Regions from separate parts of the Homo sapiens genome. Here region 2 is linked to region 1. Evidence: read pairs that join two places in POLR2A ChIA-PET (ENCODE). Cell type or tissue: endothelial cell of umbilical vein. All regions are shown on one strand.

What was found. Peaks named below come from ENCODE experiments on the same cell type or tissue, not always from the same donor. Only the 100,000 strongest peaks of a DNase experiment are listed, where the experiment ranks them.
Region 2: POLR2A ChIA-PET joins it to region 1 with 5 read pairs; 1 of 35 experiments calls an interaction of 5 or more read pairs at or near these places.

The regions. Positions count from the first base shown.
Region 1 is chr22:32,408,003-32,410,502 of GRCh38, reverse strand. RTCB (RNA 2',3'-cyclic phosphate and 5'-OH ligase) reads left to right here. Exons shown (of 12, transcript NM_014306.5): 2 at 1,670-1,748; 3 at 2,261-2,328. Among named protein-coding and RNA genes, the nearest start is that of RTCB, 3.0 kb to the left of the region's middle. In endothelial cell of umbilical vein, no CTCF peak of the experiment used is centred here; no DNase peak of the experiment used is centred here.
Region 2 is chr22:32,329,990-32,332,489 of GRCh38, reverse strand. All of the region lies in intron 1 of LOC107985561 (a long non-coding RNA gene), which reads left to right. It also overlaps a transcript of SLC5A4 not described here. Among named protein-coding and RNA genes, the nearest start is that of RFPL3, 27 kb to the left of the region's middle. In endothelial cell of umbilical vein, no CTCF peak of the experiment used is centred here; a DNase peak (open chromatin) is centred at 989; H3K27ac peaks cover 1,735 bases.

The DNA.
Region 1 (2,500 bases):
TTGCTCTTAAAACGCTATTGACTTCTAAGCGTGAATTGTGCTTCCATATGAGAGCAGTGAATTTCACACAGATAATCATCTGTTACTAAATCTCCATTTCTCCCCCAAGACCCACATGTTGGACTAAAAATTTCTCTTTATTCCCTTAAAACACTCCCTTCCCATCTTTACGTCATTTTTGCGTTTAGTTCCTAGATGTTCTGCTGCGCCAGTGATGTCTCTTGTCTTCAAAGAACCAGCTCTACAGGATCTCTGTGAAACCTCTCCCAGCTCCCTAGACTGTTGAGGCACTTCCTCATCAGATTCTTCCATAGCACTGTGTACTTAATGTTATGGCACTTGCTTCATTGCACTCTGATATTCTTATCAGAATATAAGGGCTGTACTGGCTGGGTGCGGTGGCTCACGCCTGCAATCCCAGCACTTTGGGAGGCTGAGATGGGCGGATCATGAGGTCAGGAGATCGAGACCATCCTGGCTAACACGTGAAACTTCGTCTCTACTAAAAATACAAAAAATTAGCTGGGCGTGGTGGCGGGCACCTGTAGTCCCAGCTACTCGGGAGGCTGAGGCAGGAGAATGGCGTGAACCCAGGAGGCAGAGCTTGCAGTGAGCCGAGATCATGCCACTGCACTCCAGCCTGGGTGACAGAGCAAGACTCAGTCTCAAAAAAAAAAAACAAAAGTATATAAGAGCTGTATTGTGTACTGGGAGCTCCTTGAAAGGAAGATCTTATATTCTTTCTATCTCCCCTAGTGCCCAGGACAGTGCTTCATGCATAGTAAATCCTCAGTTAATGTTTGGTGAATTAATAAATGTGACCCTTAAGAAATTATACTGGAAATATTTTCCATCAGTGGGTATTAAATTGTTATTTATGCAATGGTGATGAAGTCATCTTTCTGATAAAAACTACATTCAATTGATTAAGTGTTAAATCTTTGGTTCTCCATTACTGGACAGCTCTTTCACAATATTTGACCTGTGATAAAAATGTTCTGCTCTTTAGTGTTACATAAGTATGTCGTCCATTGCCTTCTGTGTGCTGCCTCTATTGTCAAGCTTTAAAATTATAGATTTTTTAAAAAATTATATAGCTTTCAGAACTGAGCACACAACTACGTAGCTGCATGTTAAATTTTTCTTCTCACTATTTACCTAACTAGAGATTTGTAAGTCACCACTAGAGCACAATAAAATGTAATTTGCTATTGGCTTAAACACAGAATAAACATACTAGGTTAGATGACTACGTTTTATGTTTAGAATTGGACTTTTTGATTCATTTGGTTTTTTTTTTTAATTTTCAAAAAACCATTGATATTTTTGAAGCTTGAGGATTAAGACCTTTGGGCTTTGTGAGAGTATAGTTGGAAGATTTTTCTTTATCACAAAAAGATGCTGAATCTGTTGAATTCTTAAATGTGGTTTTGAGGGTATGAGAATAAACAAAACAATTTGTGAACATTGCAGAATTTTTCTTAAGGTATATTTTCCGATGGGAGCAGCTCGTAGTCTTTGATAGGAAGTTTTCTGTGTGCTTAAGGTAACGTGAAAGTGTTTGGTAAAGAGTAAAGCACAGTAAATATTGCATACAGTGCATTCTGTCCAGTGCCTACACTTGCCGCGCATGTACTCAGACATTGCTTTTCACTTTCCTTGGTACTAGGTTGAAGGTGTTTTCTATGTGAATGATGCTCTGGAGAAATTGATGTTTGAGGAATTAAGGAATGCCTGTCGAGGTGGTGGTAAGTACATTAGAGTTTCACTTGTGTTAGTACGGTAGTGCCTTCCCTGTGGCCTGAAAAAGTGGCAACTCAAATAATTATAATTCTGAAATATTGTCAAGGAGTGATTACAACTTAAAAGTAAGACCAAAAGCACTTACTTATTTGTGATCACATTGTCAGCCAGTTGGCGTTATAGAACGGATTTGAAGCTCCATCTGGAATTTGAAGCTGGGTAGAACTTGTTTCTCAGCTAACCTTGAACAATAATAGCAAGTGACCTACCATTTGTTTTGCACTTACTATATTCCAGGCATGTTACTAGGTGCTTTGCAGAGATTATCTCATGCAATACTTACAGTGACTCTAAAAGGAGCTCCCTTCCATCTTGCATCTCAAACATCCTTCTAGGCTTTGTTGTCTTAGTAGCCCTAATGACTACCTCTTCACGTTATACAGTCTAAAAACATGAATATAATTCATGCTAAAAATCAAGTGTGTTGTCTTTTCTAATACCCAATTTTTGTCTTCAGGTGTTGGTGGCTTCCTGCCAGCCATGAAACAGATTGGCAATGTGGCAGCCCTGCCTGGAATTGTTCATGTGAGTCAGAGTTCAGAACTTTAATCATTTATATTTCTTAAAGTCCATTGAATGGATGAATGGCCATGCCTGATAGTGGTGTCATTTAGACAATGACCTTTGGACAGCCAGACATAACCATGAAGCCAGGCTCAGTGGCTCATGCCACCCGCAACACTTTGAGAGACCAAGA
Region 2 (2,500 bases), 78 kb after region 1:
CTCTCGGGGCAGCTGGGATCTGTAGGATGGAAAGGAATGAGCCTGTCGGAGTTGGAAGAGACCAGGGGAGGAAGTGGGAAGTAAGTGGTCCAGGCACTGGAAATAGCATGTGCAGAGGCACTGAGGCAGAGACAGCCGCACATCCATCCATCTGAAGGGCAGTCAGGTGGCATGAGTGTGGGGGAGGAAGTGCAGGAGGGGACGGGTGGCAGATGCAAGTAGGTCTGACTGTGCAGGGCCATGGTGAGATGTGGGCTTCTTAGTCCAGGGACAAGGGTGCCCTCGAGGAGAGTGACAGGAGGCACTTGCCTTTGGGAAGGGAGCTGGGAGTCCACCGGAGAGGCTGCCACTGTCTCACGAGCTGCAGCCATGTCTGCGGCTTGGCCGAGGGTGGTGGTGGGGAGGGGCCGGCACCAGGGAGTGGAGTCCATGGGATTGGCCAGGGCCTGGGGTGGGGGCTGAGAAGGAGGTGGGGGTCCAAGGAGGATGTCTGGGCCCCTGGGCTGAGCAGCCTGGGAGATTTTCCAAGATGGGGACCTTGGGGCAGATGTGGCTTTGGGCTCAGCAGCATGGAGTGTCTTGAGTTTGAGATGCCCCGAGAGACCACTGCAATGGGCCTGGGGAGGAGCAGCCCCCACCCGTGGCAGGAGGAACCCCAGGGCGAATGGGGTCTGGAAGCCGCGAGAGGATCAGGGCAGCCGAGGGGCATGGGATCTGGCCTCGGATGTGGGCTGCGTGTCCTGCCCTCCGCCTGTCGCTCCTGCGATGTCCCTTGCTTCCCATGCCCACGTCCCCATCCCAGGTACAATCCGTGGGCTCCAGCAACACAGCAGGCACTGTCCTGTCTGCCAGAAGCCGCTGGGCATAGCTGGCACCAAATAGCTTTGTCATCTCCACCCCACCGCTTGCCTTTTACTATAGCTGGGTTGCCCGCCAGCTTCTTCCTGAAGGAAACAAAGTTTCCGTGTGTCATTATTTAGATTATGCGGCGCCCTATAAAGCACAAAATAATTCTCATTGTCCTCAAGCAGGATCTTTATTTTGGTATTTCCTGGAGACCAGGGGAGCTGACTGGGGCGCGAGGGAGTTTGCAGAGCACGGCCATTTCCCCCGTGCCGCCATCTCGCCAGCGGCGTTTTTCTTGCCATTTTGCTGGAAACTCAGGCTCAGAGAGGCCAAAGCACGTGTCCAAAGTCAAACAGCCAGGGAGAGGCTCTCCCAGAGCACCTACAATGTGCCTTGGTGCCCCAACACACACACAGCCCCCAACACACAGCCCCCAATACACACACCAGAGCCCCCAACACATACACCAGAGCCCCCCAACACACACACCAGAGCCTCCAACACACAGACACACCAGAGCCTCGAACACACACAAGAGCCTCCAACACACACACACCAGAGCCTTCAACACATACACACCAGAGCCTCCAACACACACACACCAGAGCCTCCAACACACACACACACCAGAGCCCCCAACACACACACCAGAGCCCCCAACACACACACCAGTGCCCCCAACACACACACACCAGAGCCTCCAACACATACACACCAGAGGCCTCCAACACACACACACACAGGAGAGCCCCCAACACTCCTACACAGCAGACCCTCCAACACCTACACACCAGAGCCCCCAACACACACACACACACCAGAGCCTCCCAAAACACACACCAGAGCCCCCAACACACACACCAGAGCCCCCAACACATACACCAGAGCTTCCAACACACACACGAGCCCCCAACATACACACCAGAGCCCCCAATACACACAGAGCCCCCAACACACACACCAGAGCCCCCTAACACACACACCAGAGCCCCAATACAGAGCCCCCAACACACACACCAGAGCTTCCTGACACAACAGTTTCCTACACACACACACACACCACAGCCCCCAACACACACAGAGCCCAAAACATACACACCAGAGCCCCCAACACAGACACACACAGCCCCCAACACATACACACCAGAGCCAACACACAGTGGAGCCTCCAACACACACACACACACACCCCAGAGCCTCCAGAGTCCCCAACATATACACCAGAGCCCCCCAACACACCAGAGCCCCAATACACAGAGCCCCCAACACACACCAGTCCCCAACACAGAGCCCCCAACATATACACCAGAGCCCCCCAACACACACACCAGAGCCCCCAACAGAGCCCCCAACATATACACCAGAGCCCCCCAACACACACACCAGAGCCCCCCAACACAGAGACCCCAACATATACACCAGAGCCCGCAATACACACAGGGCCCAACACACATACCAAAGCCCTCCAACACACACACAACAGAGTCCCCAATACGCACAGAGCCCCCCTGACACATCAGAGCCTCCAACACACATACCACAGCCCCCCACACACACACCAGAGCCTCCAACACACACACTCTAGAGCCCCCAACACACACAGACCAGAGCCCCCAACACACAGACACCAGAGCCCCCAACACACACACCAGAG